2 separate regions of the Homo sapiens genome follow, and region 1 is linked to region 2. Evidence: chromatin loops called from intact Hi-C (ENCODE). Cell type or tissue: Calu3. All regions are shown on one strand. Each heading gives the region's core, and the rest is flanking DNA. Links, peaks and the distances in the headings are about the cores only. Region 1 overlaps LOC105375220 (a long non-coding RNA gene). Region 2 has its middle 6.5 kb from the start of GARS1.

Evidence for each region. A loop is a pair of places that touch in the nucleus more often than their neighbours do. Peaks named below come from ENCODE experiments on the same cell type or tissue, not always from the same donor. Only the 100,000 strongest peaks of a DNase experiment are listed, where the experiment ranks them.
Region 1: it touches region 2 in a loop (11-fold over the local background); 8 of 110 quality-filtered maps call a loop at or near these places.

What each region holds. Positions count from the first base shown.
Region 1 is chr7:30,711,637-30,722,064 of GRCh38, reverse strand. The region is part of intron 1 of LOC105375220 (a long non-coding RNA gene); the gene reads right to left. It overlaps LOC105375219 (a long non-coding RNA gene), which reads left to right. Exons shown (of 4, transcript XR_927156.3): 2 at 1,197-1,398; 3 at 2,141-2,231; 4 at 3,949-6,897. Among named protein-coding and RNA genes, the nearest start is that of CRHR2, 34 kb to the right of the region's middle. In Calu3, for the core only: no CTCF peak of the experiment used is centred there; no DNase peak of the experiment used is centred there.
Region 2 is chr7:30,583,196-30,593,623 of GRCh38, reverse strand. No RefSeq gene overlaps it. Among named protein-coding and RNA genes, the nearest start is that of GARS1, 6.5 kb to the left of the region's middle. In Calu3, for the core only: no CTCF peak of the experiment used is centred there; no DNase peak of the experiment used is centred there.

The sequences.
Region 1 (10,428 bases), core at 779-8,778, 130 kb before region 2:
GACAGGGTGGTCCTACACTTGAGACTGGAGAGGCAGACCCCAGGCTGACCTGTCACTCTGGTGGCTCCCGGTTCCGTTCCTCCAACATACTAGTGGAACTCATGCCTAGTTTATAGAAAACCCCAAGACCCAGGATGTTGAAGCTGAAGGGCCCTTAACCCAGCCCCAACTGCAGAGATGGAGGGATGAGGACAAGAGAGCAAAGGGGGCATTTCCAGGGTCCCACAGTCAGTCAGAGCCATTGTGTATGGTTTTGCAAGTCGTCAACTAACAGGACAATAATGTCTCTGCAGCCAGTCACAGGAAACTGTAACACAAGTCAGAGTGTCAAGTGAGAGAAAGACCAGCTAAATGGATGAATGTATTCATTTCTGATTGCTGTTGTAACAAATCACCATGAACTTAATGGCTTAAACCCACAAATGTATTCTCTCACCACTCTAACAATCAGATGTCCAAAATGGGTTTGATGGAGCTAAAATCAAGGTGTCAGCAGGGCTGCAATCCTTCTGGAGGTTCTAGGGGACAAACTGCTTCCTTGGCTTTTCCAGCCTGTAGAATCTGCTTGCATTCCTTGCCTCATGGCCCCTTCCTGCATCAAAGCCAGCAACACTGCCCCAAGTCTTTCCCACACTGCCGTCTCTCTGCTTCTCATTCTCCTGCCCCCTCTTCTACTTGTAAGTATTCTTGTGATTACAATGGGTCCATCTGGATAATCCAGGATAATCACCCCATCTCAAGTCAGCTGATTAGTAACTGCTGTGGTTTAAATGTGTCTTCTCCAAAAATTCATGTGTTAAAGCTTAATCCCCATGGTGGTGATATTGGGAGAGGGAGATGGGGCCTTTTGGACAGTGATTCAGTCATAGATTCGTGCCTTGTAAAAGGGCTGGAGGAAACTAGCTTAAGCCCTTTGCTTCTCTGCCATGGGAGCACTCAGGGTATGTCTCCTCCAGAGGACACAGCAACAAGGCACCATCTTAGAAGCAGAGACTGGGCTTCTGGCAGAGACAGTGAACCAGCCTGTGCCTTGATCTTAGACTTCCAACCTCCAGAACTGTACGAAATAAATGTCTGTCCTTTACAAGTTATCCAGTCTCAGGTATTTTGTTACAGCAGTACACACAGACTAAGACTGAAATCTTAATTGCATGTGAACCTTAATTTCCCTTTGCCATGTGACCTAATGTTCACAGGTTCTGGGATTAGGATGTGGACCTCTTCAGGAACCATTCTTCTGCCTATCACAATGGATGCCCAGAGGCCTAAGAGATTGTTTTCGAGCAGAGGAGAGATGACAGAACCCAGACCAGCCCAGAGAAGAAGGACAAGCAGAAGGGATGGGCAAGGAAAGACAAACAACATGGCCTGATTCAGAGACACTGGCTGAGCGAGCAGGTATGCCCTGCCCGAGGAAGTGTGGGTGTGTTTGCTTGTGTGTGTCCCATCTGTCTGTATATCTCTGTATGTGTGCACACACGCATACATGCCCGTGTGTGTGCATGCATGCATAATCCTTCCTTACCCTTCCAACTGTCTCATATCAGACTTCTCCAAGGAGGTAAAATGTGAGCAGGACTTTAAAGGCAGGGCAGGGCAGTGAGCTGGGCTCTATCATCCTGTCCCCAGTAAGCAGGCCTCAACTTTGGCTGGAGGCCATCCCTACTCCCTCCCAGGTCTCACCTCTGCCTAGGTGAGCAGCTCCATAGCCACACAGGCTCTGGGCAGGGCTGAGCTATCCAGGCAGGGATGGAGGTAGAGGGTGGAAATGAAATTTCTTACCACACCAGGCCTGGTTCCTACAGCACTGAGCTCACACAAAAGGAAGGGCAAGCTCATGGTGTCCCACACTAAGGGCAGACCTCCCACCTGGTCTCCAGAAGGAGGCTGAGGCACGTATGCAGCCAGGGTTCTCCTGAGACCCCACATCCAGGTAGCAGGAACAGCACGCAGGCAGGGCTCCCCTGCCGCGAATAAGCAGTCCCCATAGCCAGGAAACATCAGAGTGGACTGAAAACTACAAGACGAAGCCCTCCTGAAGACAGAGAGGCTGAGGCCCAGAGAGGTCACAGGGCTAGGTAGGATAGAGCTGGGGTGGAATCTGAAGTTCCTCTTCAGTTTCTTCTTCCCTCCTTTACAGGATAAGAAAATAACAACAGGGAACAGATGAGGACCCCTGGTCCAGCATGGTCTGAGTACATAGGAAACCTCAATGAATGCTAAATAGTTGGGTGAGTTGATGCATGAATAGATACAGAGAGGGAGGGAGGGAGGGAGAAATGGAGGAAAGGAAGAGTAAATGGATGGATGGATGGATGGATGGATGGATGGATGGATGAATGGATGGATGGATGAATGATGGATGGATGGATGGATGGATGGATGGATGGATGGATGAATGGATGCATGAATGATGGATGGATGGATGATGGATGAACGGATGGATGGATGGATGGATGGATGATGGATGGATGGTGTAGGGAAGAGAAAGAGAGATCAGACTGTTACCGTGTCTATGAAGAAAGGGAAGACATAAGAAGCTCCATTTTGACCTGTACCTTGAACAATTGCTTTGCCCTGAGATGCTGTTAATCTGTAACTTTGCCCCAACCTCTTTGCCCCAACCTTGAGCTCACAAAAACATATGTTGCGTGGAATCAAGGTTTAAGGGATCTACAGCTGTGCAGGATGTGACTTGTTAACAAAATGTTTACAAAGAGTATGCTTCATAAAAGTCATCGCCATTCTCAAGTCTTGATAAATCAGGGGCACAGTGCACTGCAGAAAGCCACAGGGAACTCTGCCCTGGAAAGCCGGGTATTGTCCAAGGTTTCTCCCCATGTGATAGTCTGAAATATGGCCTCGTGGGATGAGAAAGACCTGACCGTCCCCCAGCCCGACACCTGTAAAGGGTCTGTGCTGAGGTGGATTAGTAAAAGAGGAAAGCCTCTTGCAGTTGAGATAGAGGAAGGCCACTGTCTCCTGCCTGCCCCTGGGAACTGAATGTCTTGGTATAAAACCCCATTATACATTTGTTCAATTCTGAGATAGGAGAAAAACCACCCTATGGAGGGAGGTGAGACATGTTGGCAGCAATGCTGCTTTGTTATTCTTTACTCCACTGAGATGTTTGGGTGGAGAGAAACATAAATCTGGCCTACGTGCACATCCAGGCATAGTACCTCCCCTTGAACTTAATTATGACACAGATTCTTTTGCTCACATGTTTTCTTGCTGACCTTCTCCCTATTATCGCCCTGCTTTCCTACTGCATTCCTCTTGCTGAGATAGTGAAAATAATAATCAATAAAAACTGAGGGAACTCAGAGACTCGTGCAGGTCCTTGGTATGCTGAGTGCCAGTCTCCTGGACCCGCTGTTGTTTCTCTATACTTTGTCTCTGTGTCTCATTTCTTTTCTCAGTCTCTCATCCCACCTGACGAGATATACCCACAGGTGTGGAGGGGCAGGCCACCCCTTCATCTGCCGCCCAACATGGGTGCCTTTCTCTAGGGTGAAGGTACGCTAAGAACGTGAGCATTGAGGACAGCCAAGGAGAGATTCCCGAGTATGTCTATGGTCAGCCTTGTGGTAAGCTTGTGTGCTTGGAGGTACCCAGGGTAACAATGGGGCAAACTGAAAGTAAATATGCCTCTTATCTCAGCTTCATTAAAATTCTCTCAGGAAGAGGGGGAGTTAAAACTTCTACAGAAAATCTAATTATGCTATTTCAAACAATAGAACAATTCTGCCCATGGTTTCCAGAACAGGGAACTTCAGATCTAAAAGATTGGGAAAAAATTGGCAAAGAGGTTGGGGCAAAGTTACAGATTAACAGCATCTCAGGGCAAAGCAATTGTTCAGGGTACAAGTCAAAATGGAGTTTCTTATGTCTTCCCTTTCTACATAGACACAGTAACAATCTGATCTCTCTTTCTTTTCCCTACAGATGGATGAATAGATGGGCACTCATCTACAGGATTCTGATACAGTCATGGCATGCACCACATTGTCTCATCTTGGGACTAAACATCCCAGTATGACAGCTAGGAAGGATTCAATTAATCCCTATTCATTAATTCAAGGCAGCATAAGAGATGATCCAGGGTGTGGCTTCAGGAGTCAGGCTGCCTGAATTCAAATTCCTATTCCAAGATTTCCTAGCTGTTCTACCTTGGGAAAGTTGCTATATCTCCCTGAGTCTCAATTTCTCCATTTGCAAAGCAGAAATAATGAGAGTACCAACACATAGCGTGGTTGTGAGAATTAGATTATTTATATTAAGTGCTTAACACAGTGCTTGGTGGATAGAGAAAACTAAAAATAATATTAATTATTATTATAAATTACTATTAATTTCATGGTTGCTTACCGTGTCCTTTTCTTTATTATTAATAATAAGATAACAGAGATACTGCCCAGTAACCCAATTTCCTTCAGTGTTAGAGTCAATGGCCTTACAATGGCCCACAGGGCCCTGCATGACCTTGCTTCATGTCTTGTCTGGCCCTGCCTTCCATCTCCCTCCCTCTTTTCCTCTCTGCTCTTGCCACACTGTGCTTCAAACATGCCAGGCATGCTCCTGCTCAGGCTCTTGGCAGCCGCTCCCTACCAGGCTCATCCTCCAGAGGGCCTCATGACCCACTCCCTCACCTCCTTCAAGTCTTTGTTCTGATATCCCCTTCTCAGTGAGGTCTTCCCCCGCCCCTTTTAAATTGCCCATTCTGCCCTATCCCTGGCACTCTAATCTCCCTTCCTGCCTTAACTTTATCCCCATGGCACCTACCAAGATGTGACTCACCATGCACTTAACTTAGTCATCTTGTTTATTGTCAACTTCCCATAGCAGAATCTCAGATCTATGAGGGCAGTGAGTTATAGCTCTTCTGTTTCCCAGTGCTACAGCAGTGCCTGCGCAGAGTAGGCATTCAATAAATAGTTGTTGAATGAATAAATGATATATTGTGAGGATATTCCAGGCCTTGCTGCCTATGTCCAAAATCCCTAATCAAAGTTGAAAGGAGGCAGACATCCAAATGGAAGTGGAAACAGTTCTCAGAAACCTAGAGAGGCATCATGAAGGAGGTGGCCTTTTCCTTGAGTCTTAGAGGGTGTCCTTAGGTAGAGCTGGGGGTGGGGGACATTCCAGGCTATGGCTGACATCCGCCAAGGCCCTGCAAAGAGGAAGCGTCAGATGATGTGCAGCACAGGGGTCCCTTAAAACAGGCCAACCCTTGTTTCAGGGAGAAAGCTTAGAAAGTGGTACAGGTGACTGTAGTGCCATGAGCTAGGTTTTTGCACAGACTGTAGGGGAGAGTGCCAGGTCAGAGGCAGCCCTGGAAAATCTCATCCCAGCCAGGCAGGCAGACCCAGAGAGGTGCAGCTAGCCTTTCCATCAGCGTGGCAGCAAGAAGGATGGCCTACACTGAGCAGATGCAGAAGTGAGCTTTCCTGCCTGCCCCTTTCTGCACTGAGCCTCAGAACCTCCAGCCCACACTGGAGCTAGAGTGAAGGCACTCAGTTGGGGTGAGTGAAGCCCTTCCTCTAGAAGAGTTACACTCAAAATGGACCCACCTCTTCCACATGGCAGGATGCTGCCCCCTCCAAGCAGGGCACAAAGGAGGCTGCCAAGAAGGCAGAGGCCTGGCCTGGCAGACCCAGCTCTGCTCAGCCCCCACAGATCTGAGCTTGACAAGGGCTGCAGGAAGAAGAAGGGCAGGGCCCTGTGAGTGCTCAGCCTGCACTGAGCCTTCACTCTGGGGTGAGATGGAGGACCCACATTCAGAACCTAGCTTTGCCGCTTAGCTGTGCTGGGCAATACCTTTGAAGTCTCTCAGCCTCACTTTCCTCATCTAGAACAACTGGACCAGGCTGGGTCAATCTGGGGTTTGGAAGTGGGATTCAGAAAAACATTCAGAAACTTGAAAACTGGGGGGCTCAGGGTGCTGTTCTGGGGAAACCTATGGAGTCCATGGACATGAAAAAGCACAGAAAGCTGGTTCACAGGGAGAGGAGGAGGACGCCTGAGGGAGACCAGGGTGCCCTCAGGGAGGCGAGGGAGGTGCAGCCTGGGTTACTGATGGCTCTTCCCAATCCACGGCTGCATTTCCAGCCCGGGGTTACCTGAGACACCCCATGTCCTTATAATGCATTCTCCTTTTTTTCTCAATTTGCTTAGAAAAGATTTCAAGTGTGTTTCCATGTGGGGTAGGGCCCACGTGCTCTTTTACAAAGGGCCCTTGCTACTCCTCTGCTAAAGAGGTGGAAACTATTTCCCCTCCACCCGTCCTGTTGCTGGTTTGCAATGAATGAAGCATCAATGACATTCTGGGCATTCCTGGTCCAGGTATCAAGAAGACCTGGCAGCTTCCACTTTTGCACTCTTGGAGGAGCCAGCTGCCATGTAAAAAGTGTCACTTCCCTGAAACCACTATGCTGTGAGGAAGCCTGAGCTAACCCACTTGGAGAGACCACATAGAGAGAGTTGTCCCTGGCTAGTCCAGCCATCCCAGCCCAGTTTCCAGACAGTAAATGAAGAACCCTTCTTGAATGTTCCAACCCCAGCAGACAACTCATGGAACTGTCCATTTGAAACTGGCCCAATTTTCCCATAGAACTGAAGCTTGAGAAACTTACATTTGTCTTATGAGTTCCTTTCTCAGGAAATCGACCATCAGGCCTCCCAGACAGGATCAAGAAACTGATACATTCCAGATCACCTTATCCAGACAATGAGAGGCCAGACCTCTCGTCTGACCATCTGTTGCCTGTTCACTAGCTCCTCTTCCTTCCCTGCTCTACAAACTCCTAACTTTGGTCAGCGAGAAAGTCAGATTTGAGACTTGTCTCCCATCTTCTGGTGGATGTCACCCATAATAAAGCCTTTCTTTCCTGGCAATACTTGGTGTCTCAGTGATTGGCTTTCTGCGCAGCAAGCAACCTAGGCTGAACCCCTGACATTCGGTAACACGTTGACAGCTGAGCTGCCCCCATTGAGCCCTCCTCAAATTGCAGAAACATGAGCAAATATCTTATTTTTTTTTTACCACTACATCTTGGGGTAGTTTGTTATGCGGCAATAAATAATTGAAGCAAGTTGTAGTCAAAAACACTATAATCCTCACTATGCACATCTATTGGGCTCCTGAGTTCAGACAGTGACAGTTCTGATAGTGAGGGACATCCAGTTAGGAGGTGAGGTGAGGGCCCCAGCCTGGTCTCTGGCTGTGCCACTCTGTCATTCTATGTGTCAGAAATGTCTTCCTCACCTGCACCCCAGCCTGCTCCCATGAACATCCCTCCTGGACTAGGTCAGTGATCTGGAACCTCACAGACAACCTGCCCAGAGCCACACCACTCTTCTCCTCCCTTACCAGTGTCTTTACTAAGCACCTAATTTATTCCACAAGCAGTTCCTCTACCAACGGCCAATATGAAAATATGCTCTACCTCATGAGTAAGCAGAGACATGCCAATTAAAGCAAGAATGAGATTCACCTTCCTGCTTATCAGATTGGCAAAATGAAGATTGAGGGTTGTTATAGACTGGGGTGGGACATATTGGGGGCCTCAGGTGCTGGGAGGCAAGCAATTTGAAGGGTGGTTTAGCAGCATTATTGAAATACAAAGTGTGCATAGCCTCCAATTCAGCAATTCCACTTCTGAGTTTACAACTTGGAGAAATATTTACATATGTTACACAAGGGGGCACATGAAAAATGTTCTCTGCAGCAGAGTTCATCACTGTGAAACTGAAAATGTACCACACCTCCACTAATAAGGGCATGTATCCTTGCTCTGGTACAAAAGGCAGCTGTTAACATAAATGGTATTTTATGCCATATTTATGCCATAACATAGGTAACATATAGATGACACACATGTGATATACAGCACAAAACTACTGGCTTGGAAAGTTCTCTAAGACACATTGCGGAGTGAAAAGAGCATCCATAAAGTATATTTGTGTAAACACCCTCACAAAAAATGGAAATACAAAAATTCAAATGTAAATGCAAAATTTTAAGTGTGGAAAGAAACTCAGGAAACTGATAAGAAGTCTTCTCAGGGGAGGCAGATGGTATTGGGAGGGCCAAGGGGGACATTTGTCTTATTTCTATTTTTTAATAATGATAATGTATTTATGTATTTCTTATGTTATTAAAAATAATTCTTGAAGTAAGTATTTATGAGTGTCCATGGAGCTTCCAAGATAGTGGGGGCAGCTGAGAAGAGTCCAGGCTGGGGAGAGAGCAAGGGCTGGAGAGCAAGACTTCGGGGGCTATAGGAGCACAGGGCTGGGAGATTACCGAGGGCTGGCGCAGTTAGGGAAGGCAGCCTGGAGGAGAACCATCCCCCCAACAAAATGCTGGTGGGAGCTGAGTAGCTGATGAGGAGGACCTGTACAAGCCTAAGCAGGGTGCTTTGCTGCTGGGGAGCTGCATAGGGAGCCTCTGGCTCAGACAGGAAATGGGATTGGGCAACCTTGGAGAGTTTGCCCTGCCCCTAGCCGCCCCCATGCTCTGATTGCTTGGGTTGCTCTGCCTGTGAAGCTAGGTAGCCAGGACCAGGACAGCAGGGATGCAGGACTTGATGGGTCACCATTGCTCACGGCTCAGGAGCGCACAAACACACACACAAACACACACACACACACACATGACTTATTCTGCCCCCAGAAAGACTTTATGCTCGTCCTCATAACATCCAACCATTTTGGCACCCATCCATCCATTGACTCCTCCAATGATGATTGAGAACTTGCTATGTGCCTACTTGCTATGGGCCTAGTGCTGTGCCTCAGCCACTAGCCCTCCTTTGGAGGCCCAGGTCACTACAGATGGAAGGACCCTAAGGATTCATCTAGTCCAAACTTCACCCATTTTATAGATAAGAACACGGCCGTGACTTACTCATAGGAAGCAGGGCCAGAACCAGGACTAGTCAGGTGTCAGGTAAATCCCCTTACTCCCTGCACCTATCCTTTCTACCTACATCTTTCCTTCAACTCTGTATCCCAGACCCACATCACACCTGCATGCAGAGAGAACTCAAAAATATTTGGTTCAACAAATGATTCAGTAAATGAATGAGTGAGTTATGAATAAGTAAAAAATAGGTAATGCTGGATTTCTCATCAGAGAGAAGAAAGAAGAAAGAGATCGTCTTCAGGGATATGAAGAGATTTCCGCCCTGCTCTTCAGGCTGAATCTTGGGTGGCACACTTGTATAGGGAGGAGAAAGGTTCTGGGCAGCTGGAGGGCATGTTTGTGCTTCAGTTCTAGATGTTCACTGGATCAGTATGTGCACATCTCTGCCTGTCAGGCCAGACCCACAGCAATGCTGGGAGACAGGAACTTAGTCCAGGGCAATAGTTCTCAAATGCCAGCTTGCATTAGAATAAACTTGAGGACTTTTAAAACACAGATTGCTGCTCCCCCACCCCCAGAACTTCTGATTCAGTGACTCTGAGGTAGGCCCTAGAGTTTGCATTTCTAGCATGTTCCCGGGTGATGCCGCTGCTGCTGATCTGGGATGGCAGAATTTCTCAATCCTGGCTGCACAGTGGAATCACCTGGATAGCCCTGACCCCAGCAGGTGCTCAGCCTGCATCCTTGACCGACTGCCTCAGAATCTCTGGAGAAGAGACCTAGACGGCAGAGCTTCTCAAACCTCACCTAAGGTGAAGGGCCAGAATTTTCTTTCATTACTGTCAATCAATGGTGGATGAATATTTCTGAGAAATACAACAAAAACAGATCTTCAGAAAAAAATGAAACAAACCATAAAGATCTACAAAATGTATGTTCACATTGTACTTATTAGATTCAGCAAACACAAAACTACTCTATCACTTGCCATAAAAGTTTCTAAACACTTACTCTCAATTTCTGTACTTCTTGAAGGCTAGTGGCCAAAATTTCACAAGTTGGCAGCATCTAGGATCATCCTCTTTTGAGTAGTCCTAGGTTAGAACTTCTGTAATCTCAGAGCCGGTCACAAGTCAAAGATGACCAACAGCTTAACCTAGCTTTCTCTGGGGGAGTAATCTCTTGCCTCTCTATCTATATCTACAGCCTCAAATCTACATGGGCATCAAATCCTCTTCCCTGTATCTATGGGGTTTGTCTTTATAAGGGCCAGAGTTGGGGGATTTTCTGAAATATTTTACAAAACACTGGCCAGGTACAGTAGCTCAAACCTGTAATCCCAACACTTTGGGAGGCCGAGGTAGGTGGATCACTTGAGGCCAGGAGTTCAAGACCAGCCTGGCCAACATGGTAAAACCCCATCTCCACTAAAAATATAAAAATTAGTCAGGCATGGTGGTTCATGCCTCTAGTCCCAGATATTTGGGTGCCTGAAGCATGAGAATCACTTGAACCTGTGAGGCGGAGGTTGCAGTGAGCCAAGATCGCATCACTGCACT
Region 2 (10,428 bases), core at 1,167-9,166:
GCAATTTTGAATTTATTTTAATATCTTTAAATGTGAAAAATCATTTTAAGTTTTACTTTTATTTTTATTTAGATTTTTATTAAAATGTTGAAATTCTATATCCTTTGAATAAAACTATTTTATTTCTAAAAAATTCCTTAGATCAATAATGTCTCATCCATTTTCATGTTAGGACAGTCCTGAAAGGACTCCAAATCCGTTCTTCCCTCCTCCCCGACCAATTCATCCTCCCCACTGCTGCTTCAGTCATTCTTTCTTTCTTTTTTCTTTTTCTTTTTTTTTCCAGACGGAGTCTCGCTCTTTCACCCAGGCTGGAGTGCAGTGGCGTGATCTTGGCTCACTGCAACCTCCGCCTCCCGGGTTCAGGCGATTCTCCTGCCTCAGCCTCCTGAGTAGCTGGGATTACAGGCGTGCGCCACCACACCCAGCTAATTTTTTTATTTTTAGTAGAGACGAGGTTTCACCATGTTGGTCATGCTGGTCTCGAACTCCTGACCTCGTGATCCGCCCGCCTCAGCCTTCCAAAGTGCTGGGATTACAGGTGTGAGCCACTGCACTCGGCCCAGTCATTATTTCTGAAAGGCAAATCTGACTGTGTCCCTTCTCTTCTCAGGACACTTCAGTAGGCTCTTCATGGCCCTTGGAAGAATTTCCCAAACAGTTTTCTTTTGAAAACTGTGTCTGCACAATAATGATAATAGTTTATGTTTGTTGAGCACTCACTATGTACCAGTTAGTTCTAATTTATCTCATGGAATTTATTCACCAATTTAGTGAGATAGGTTCTATAGTTATTCAGAATTTTCACATGTGGGATTCAAGGGACTGAGATATCAAACAGCTTGTCCATGGTCACACAACTAAGTGAGTGTTGGGCCAGAATGTGAGCTGGGGGCAGAGGCAGATTTTCTACATAGCTAATGAAGCTTCAAGTGAGTTTAGCCCCTTTCTCTGTTGGGCTCTTTAAGTGCCCTGCAAGAGGCCCTAGTATTGTGTATGTATGATCATATATTTTTCTTGCTTTATTAAAGTTCATTTCTTTGAGGGAAATAAATTTTGCATACATTAAAATGAACAAAAATGTATAGTTCAATGGGTTTCGACAAAGCAATATCCTTTTGTAACCCCAACACCAAGCAAGATAAAGAACATTTTCCCCTGACTCCACAAAGTTCCCTTGCATGTCATCCCGGTCATCCCACCCTCCACAACCAGGCGATCACTATTCTCATTTATTTTCCTCTTAGATCTAGACTGTTGTATAAATGAAATAATGTAATATGTACTCTGTGTCTGATGTCTTTAATTGACCATAATGTGTGAGAGATTAATCCATATTGTTTCACATATCAGAAACTTGCCCTTTTTTGCTCTGAAGTATCCCATTGTGTGAATATACTATAATTTATTAATTTATTCACTAGTTGATAGACATTTGGGTTGTTTCATATTGTAGACCATTATGAATAATGCTGCTGTGAACATTCTCATACATCTTTTTTTGTAGCTATATGTTTTCATTTCTCTTGGGTAAATATCTAGGTGCGGAATTACTGAGTCAAACAATAGATGCATATTTAATTTTATTAGATTGTCACAAGTTTTTCCAATGTGGTCGTATTATTTTATGTTCTTAAGAGCAATATATAAGAGTTCTAGTTGCTCCACATCCTTGTTAACATTTGATGTTGCCGGCCTTCCAGATTTTAGCTATTCTAATAGTTGTATCTCATTGTGACTTGTATGCATTTTCCTGGTGATTAATAGAGTTGATTGTGTTTTCATGTGCTTAGTGGTCATTTGTACCTCTTCTTTTGTGAAACATCCACATTTTTTGTCTTTGCTTTTTAATATTGAATTATAGGAGATTTAGATATGCTGGATACAGTCCTTTGCTAGGTACATGTTTCATAAATATTTTCTTCCAGTCTGTGGCTTGCCTGTTTGTTAATGATGGTTTTGATAAGCAGAAATTTTTAATTTTGATGAAGTCTAATTTATCAATTTGTTTTTTTTCTGGGTTCTAAAAAATCTTTGCCTACTCTCAGATATTCACCCATATTTTTGTCCAAAATTTTAGTAGTTTTATGTTTAGGTCTATGATGCATCTTGAATTAACTTTTGTGTATAGTTTTAGGTAAGAGTCAAAGTTCATTCTTCCCATATAGATATCCAGTTGCTACAGCATCATTTGTTGGAAAAAAGTAGGGCTTACAAAAAATTACTGCCATTGATCAGCTCTAGTGCCTTTGTCAAAAATAAGTTCACCATATAAGGTGGACCTATATCTGGGGTCTCTATTCTGTTCTAATGATCCATTTATCTATCAATCTTTATGCTAGTATCACACTTCCTTGATGACTATTGCTTGAGGATAATTCCTGAAGTCAAATAATGTATATTGTCTACCCTTTCTTCTTTTTCAAAATTGTTTTTCTATTCCAGGTTCTTTCTATTTCTATATAAATTTTAGAATTGACTTATCAACTTTGTAAAAATACCTGCTGGAATTGTGAACCTGTAGTTTAATTTGGGGAGAATTCATAGTTTAAAGCACTGAATGCATTTTGATAAATATATTCCTAAGTATTTTATTCTTTGAGTCTTGTGAATGTTATTTTATTTTCCATTGATTTGCTGTTAATGTAGAGAAATATAATTGATTTTGTATAGTGACATTGAGACTTTCACTTATTAGTGCTATTATTTGTTTTGTAGGGGCGGGGGTTGTAGATTCCTTAGGATTTTCTTTTTTTTTTGAGACGGAGTCTCGCTCTGTCGCCCAGGCCGGACTGCGGACTGCAGTGGCGCAATCTCGGCTCACTGCAAGCTCCGCTTCCCGGGTTCACGCCATTCTCCTGCCTCAGCCTCCCGAGTAGCTGGGACTACAGGCGCCCGCCACCGCGCCCGGCTAATTTTTTGTATTTTTAGTAGAGACGGGGTTTCACCTTGTTAGCCAGGATGGTCTCGATCTCCTGACCTCATGATCCACCCGCCTCGGCCTCCCAAAGTGCTGGGATTACAGGCGTGAGCCACCGCGCCCGGCCGATTCCTTAGGATTTTCTGTATTAATATGCATATACTTTGTAAATAGAATCAGTTTTACTTCTTTCTTTCCAATATTTATGCCTTTTTCTTTTACTTGTGTGGTTGCGTAGTCTAGGTCATCTTGCACAATATTGAATAGAAGCAGTGAATGAACATCTTGCCTTGTTCCTGATATTAGAGGGAAAAGTGTTCAATGTTTCTCCATTTAGTGTAATGCTAACAAATTCAACTTGGTTTTGTCTTTCTTATATTCTGCTGGATTTTATTTACTAACATCTTGATAAAGATTTTTGCCTGTATGTTCATGAAAAATGAACATACAGGCAATCAGTGTATTGTTTTCTTTTCTTGTATCTTTGCCAGGTTTTGGCCTGGCTTTATAAAATCAGAGTTTCTTTCTTCTCTATTTTCTGAAATTTCAATATTTGTAAGATTGTTATCATTTCTTCCATAACCATTTGATAGAATTCACCAGTGAATTCTGGAGTTTTCTTTGTGGAAAAGTTTTTTTGCAGTTGCAGAGCCATCCATGCTTTCTATTTCATCTTTTGCCACTTTTGGTAAGTTTTGTTTTTCAGGGAATCTGGCCATTTCATATAAGTTATCAGATTTATTGTTTTAAAGTTGTTCATAATATTCCAGTAGTATTATTTGAATATATGTATAAGATCTGGAATGAAATCTCCTCTTTCATTCCTGATACCAGTAATTAGTTTTTTTCTCTCCCTCTCTTTTCTTGATTAGTCTTGCTAAAAGCTTACCAATTTTATCAATTTTGTTAAACATAAAAGTTTTGGGTTTGTTAATGTTCTCTATTATTTTGTCTATTTTCTATTCCATTGATTTCCACTTTTATCTTTATAATGTTTTCCTTTTTACTTACTCTGGGTTTAATTTGCTCTTCTTTTTTAGCTTCTCAATATGAAAATTTATAAGCCTTTCTTCTAAGACAAACATTTGAAATTATAGATTTCCTTCTACTTACTGCTTTAGTTAAATCCACAAATTTTTGATACATTGTTTTCATTTTCATTTAGTTCAAAGTACTTTCTAATTTTCTTTATGATTTCTTCTTTGACTTACTCCTTGTCGAGAAAAGTGTTATTTAATTTCCAAATATTTAGGGCTTTTTAACATATCCTATTATTTTAATTGTTGCTTTCTAGTTTAATTCCTGTGTGATCTGAGAAAGCCTTTTGAAATTTATTGACTTGTTTATGACTCAACATATGGTATATCTTGGCGAACACTCCATGTGTACTTAAAAATTGTGTATTATCCAGTTATCGTATGTAGTGTTTTATACATGTCAATTAGACCAAGGTGGTTGATAGTGTTGTTCAGATCTTCTGTATTACTTCAACCCAAATAACAGACAGAGGGAGATTCTCCAGAGATATTGAGTTTATTTGAGATGTGCAGGGGACTTGCAAATCCAGGATATAGGGCTCTTGGGACCATAGGCATAACTGAAGAGGCTGAGGCAAGGGGAAGCTTTTAAAGGCAACAGGGAGAAGGACACATAATTTGCCTTGAAACAGAGAATATTGGTTACAGGGGCTTATCACAGGAGTTGAAGCCAGTTCATTAGTGAAGACAGTGTGTCAGGCAGGTGTTGTTGTACATCTGGCTAGCTATCATTGTGATTCATGTAGCAGTTTGGGAAGTCTTTGACAAAAGTTCTTCTTACAGGCATGGGTGGGTAAGAGCTCTTCAGAGAGTCTTTGTAATCGTGTTCTTATCATAGATATGTGTGCAACACCCCCCCACACACCGCCCTGCTTCTCAGCCTCCCAGCCTTATTTATTTATTTTTGTTAGAGTTTGACATAAGTAATTCCACTTAGATTCTGACAACTTTCATGATCATTACTAATTTTTTATCTAGTTCTATCAGTAACTAAGAGAAGAAGTTAAAGTATCTAACCACGACTGTGGATTTGTCTATTTCTCCCTTTAGTTCTTTCACGTTTGCTTTATGTATTTTGAATTTGTTATGAGGCATGTACACATTTATAATTGTTATATCTTACTGGCAAATGGCATTTTTTTTATTATGAAATATTCTTCTTCATCTCAAAATATACTTTTTATCTTATAATATATTTAGCCTAACATTAATATAGCCACTCCAACTTTTTTATGATTAGTGCCAATAGTCAGTGAGGACCTGTGGCCTCCTGCCAACAGCCATGGGGTTGAGCTATGCAGGAGGTAGATTTTTCAGCCCCAGTCCAGCCTTCAGATGACTGCAGCCCCAGATGACATCTCAAATCTAACCTTATGAAAGACCCTGATCCAGAACTTGCCAGCTAAACTTCTTCCATATTTTTGACTTTCAAAAACATTGAGACAATAAATATTTGTTGTTTTTTAAGCTGCTAGTTTTAGAGTAATTTGTTACATAACAGTAGATAACTAATACAGGAATCTTCCCTGAACTGAGTATACAATTCCTTTTCTTGAGAAGTGAAGTCCCTTCAAGGTGCCTCTTGGGGCTTTGACAGTGAGTGTCACAGCAGTGAGGTAGTATCCTCCCTGAATCTTCTGTGCCATATAAGAGCCCTGGTACCTGTCATATAGTCATTTAATCAACATTTACCCCTTGAGAAGCTGAGAGTTCCAAAGTGATATGGTTTGGCTGTGTCCTCACCCAAATCTCATCTTGAATTCCCATATGTTGTGGAAGGGACCCAGTGGGAGGTAATTGAATCATGGGGCCAGGTCTTTCCTGTGTTGTTCTCATGATAGTGAATAAGTCTCACGAGATATGATGGTTATTATAAGGGGGAGTTTTCCTGCACAAGCTCTCTTTGCCTGCTGCCATCCATGTAAGATGTGACTTGCTCCTCCTTGCCTTCCGCCATAATTGTGAGGCTTCCCCAGCCACGTGGAACTGTAAGTCCAATTAAACCTCTTTCTTTTGTAAATTGCCCACTCCTGGGTATGTCTTTATTAGCAGCATGAAAACAGACTCATACACAAGGCTTGATTTTTTTAGTCTTATTTCCTTAGGCTCACGCAGCCCTAGCAGGAGCCAACACAGGTAGGTGCACTGAAGATCAAGCCTCAGAATGCAGGATGAGTCAGCCCAGCCTGTGGACCAGATGATCTGGCCTCATTAATCCTCTCTCATTGACTCTCCTTTCTGGCCTGTGACCCATTAATAATGTTTTGCCCCAACTTCCAGCCTCCCTTAGCAAAGATTTGTTTCAGCCTCTGTCGTCCAAAAACGAGGAGGTGAGGTCCCTCGAATTCTGTGGGACAGTGTCAATAGCTGAAGCAGTGCAATTTGTTGTAAGATTTAATTCTCTTTTGATTTTGCTGGTACAGAAGCATCAGGAGGGAAGAGGTTTGTTTCTCTTCCCTCCCTCCTTGATTCCCAGGGCATAGGTAAGGGAAAACTTTATCTTCTAATCTGTTAAAGTAGGGTTGGGTCGGGGGTAGGCATTCAGGGGCTTGGAGAGTGAGAAGCAGAAGTGGCCAGAGTGACAAGATTTTCTCTGAGGTGAAAGCCTGCAGAACCAAGGCCTGTGGATGCCAGAATAAATGGAGATGTGTTCACTGACTGTGACAGTGCCAGGGTCTCAGGGAGAAATGGTCTTGTGTTGCTCTGGCGGAGATTGGGTCCTAGCGATGGGATTCTGAACCTTTGAAAGGACTCCTGTGTTCCAGCTTGACACTGAGTGACCAAACTTTTGGCTTTTTTTTTTTTTTTTTTTTTGAGACGGAGTTTTGCTCTTGTTGCCCAGGCTGGAGTGCAATGGCACAATCTCAGCTCACCACAACCTCCCCCTCCCGGGTTCAAGTGATTCTCCTGCCTCAGCATCACTAGTAGCTGGAATTACAGGCACCTGCCACCATGCCTACAAAAATACCATGTATTTTTAGTAGAGACGGGGTTTCTCCATGTTGATCAGGCTGGTCTCGATCTCCCAACCTCAGGTGATCTGCCTGCCTCGGCCTCCCAAAGTGCTGGGATTACAGGTGTGAGCCAGCGCGCCCAGCCAACTTGTACTATTTCTAAGCTAATACAAGTCCATTTCACATAGATAACACATTACATTTCTACAGAAATCATTGTATTAAGCCTACTGAAATGCATCTTGCTGTTTTTTGAACTAAAGACCCATGTATAAGTGATAGTTCTTTCATATCAGTACATGAATCTGAGGAGACCCTAATTTTCAGTGGCCACAGGTCCTTAATCTGCTGTGCTTTTCCCTGGCAGTGCTCAACAGCTGGGAGCTGCCCCATGGAAAGGGACTACTGGCCTAATCCCAGACTGGGGTTTGACTAAAAGGTTGCGCCAGGAGGACAAAAGGGCAAGAGAGTAAGACCACCAGCAAGAGAATGACCAAAATGATAGACTTGGGCCATATTTTGGGCTAATTGTGCCCCCCAAAATATATATGTTGAAGCCCTAACCCCCAATGTATCAGTAGTTGGAGATGGGGCCTTTTGGGGGGTAATTAGGTTTAGATGAAGTTACAAAATAGAGCCCTCATGCTGGGATTAGTGCTCCTATAAGACATCAGGAAGTTTGCTCTCTCTTTCTGTCGTGTGAGGATACAGTGAGAAGGCAGCCATCTGCAAGCTAGGAAGAGGGCCCATGCCAGAACCTGACCATGCTGGCACTCTGATTTTGGATTTCTAGTCTCTAGAACTGTGAATAAGTACGTTTCTATTGCGTAAGCCACCCAGTCTATGGTATTTTATTATGGCAGCCTGAGCTGACTAATATAGGCTTCTAGATTGGAAGGGGAAGGAAGTAAAGAGAGAGAATTGATAGGGATAAAGAAGAGGCATCAAGAGACTTGGGGTATCTGCTACTGAAGACATCAGCTCTCTATGACAAAACAGCACAGCATGTTTGGAGTAAGAGAAAGCTGAAGTCTCAACAAACAAATAGATTCTTAATGTTCTATACCACCGGACAAACTGCAGCCCTTTTATACATATGGAGTACTTTCTGGGCCAGTCCTGTGGCCCCTTTCAAATGTATGGTGTTGAAACGTAGTAAGTTTATGTTTTTAAGGTCTGCCCCTCCCTTCTTGCATTATATCATAAACTCTTCTCTTTTTTTTTTTTTTTGAGACGGAGTCCCGCTCTGTCACGCAGGCTGCCAGGCTGGCGTACAGTGGCGCAATCTCAGCTCGCTGCAACCTCCACCTCCTGGGTTCAAGCGATTTTCTTGCCTCTGCCTCCTGAGTAGCTGGGATTACTGGCACACACCACCATGCACAGGTAATTTTTTTATATTTTTTAATAGAGACAGGGTGTTGGCCAGGCTGGTCTTGAAATCCTGACTTCAGTGATCTGCCCGTCTTGGCTTCCCGAAGTGCTGTGATTACAGCCATGAGCCACCGTGCCCGGCCAACTCTTCTCAGTTCTAAGTGTCCTAACACCCTTCATCTCCTGCTGACTGCAAGGCAGTTCTCAGGGAGGAGCCTGGATTGTGTCCATGTATAAAGAAAGACTCTGCTGCTGATGTGCAAAGGAATGTGGATGTGATAGTTTCCAGCCTGAAAGTCCCCCTCTTTTCATCTCCGCAGTATAGTTCTTAGAAACAACAAGCCTTGCTTTTACAGTGAGTCCATATCTAAAACTTTATCTGAACCCAAAATACCTGAGATAGGTCTCAGTCAATTTAGAGAGTTAATTTTGCTAAGATTAAGCATGTATCCAAGACAGCTTCAGGAGGTCTTGACAACGTGACAACATGTGTCCAAGGTGGTTGGGGCACAACTTGGTTTTATACATTTTAGGGAGATATGAGACATCAATCAATATATGTAAGATGTACATCAGTTTCGTCTGGAAAGATGGGACAACATGAAGCAGGGAGGGGGCTCCCTGGTGACAGGTACATTTGCATTCTTTTGAGTTTCTAATTAGCCTTTCACTGATACATACCTATGACCTGGGTTTCCAGGTCATAGGTACGACTGCATTCTTTTGAGTTTCTAATTAACCTTTCACTGAATACATAACTTACAGGAATAGTCACTTATGCCTTAGTCTGGCTTAGTGAAACAATAGGGAAAAGGAAGCAATTAGATATGCATTTATCTCACATGAGCAAAAGGATGACTTTGAGTTCTGTCTGTCTTTTGTCTACAGGGAATTTTCTTGTGGGCAAATTGTGAGGGAGGTATGTAGCTTTTTTATCTTTGTTGCTATCTTGTTTAGGAGTACAATGGGACGCAGGTTTGCCCCACAGTTCCCAGCTTGGCTTTTCCCTTTGGCTTAGTAATTTTGGAGTCCTGAGATTTATTTTCCTCTCACATCTCCCCGTTTTTCTTTTTAAAATCTTTCAGAGACAGCATTTTAGAAGAAAACAAGTCTCTGGTCTCAGGCTTTGTCTGATCTCTCATGGCTAGGATAGTTTATTCCTAGATGGATAAGTACCACGTTATTTGGAAAGCTCATTTTTAGTAGGTTATGAAGTCTCATGTCCTTTGAAGAGAAAATAGGGGGAGGAAGGAAGAAAAACAACAACAAACAAACAAAATGAAGAAGAATCCTGGAAAATCAATATAGGCCGTATTACTCTGAAGTCCATGTCAGTAGGCAGGTATGAAAGTGGTTTATGTGTGTAAATAGGTTGCTATTATTTTCTTCTGAAGTTTACATTGTCTAGCTTCAGTCTGTAGGGCTTTAAGAAAGACTGCTTAATTTTAAGTGATTTCAAATCAGGAAAAATGGGGTGGGGGGAAGTAAACGAAAGAAGAAAAAAATTGAAAACATTATTTTGGAGACTTGTAGCCAGGAAAAATTTTTGAATTCAATCTAAATTGTAGAAAATAAAAAAAACTGAAAAACATTAGGCAAGACTAGAATCTAATAACAGGTGTACTATAGTTTATGTTGAAATATAATTTTCCTCTCTCCAGTCTCATTTTCACTAAAGACAAGTCATAGGACAAATTCATTTGCAAAATAAGTTGTAGTCTTATTATACTTGGCTGGAGTATTTGCATAAAGTCAGAAGAATAATTATTTGCTATATAGGCTCCTCTTTTTTTTTAATTGGCTTTGCTAGAACTTTATTCCACTAAGAATCTCAGATTTAACTTTAATGCATTAAGCCTGGCCTGTGCCTGCAAATCCTTGCGTTAGTTGAGTGAATTCCTCACTTCAAGGTCCCAAGAAAACTTGGGGCTCCTGGGCCTGTCAGAAAGTGACATTCTTTACTCACTACAGGTCACCCTGTTCCGGGACTGTGCAGACAAGGTATGAGACCAGGTTTCTCAAGGAGTTTTTATTGGCTCTAAAGTCAACTTTCATTCTTTAAAGGAGTCTGTTTGTATCTGAAAGCATCCTATTCCAGTCAAAACCTTGGTAAAATAACCAGTGTCTCCAATTGTGCCCTGTTACA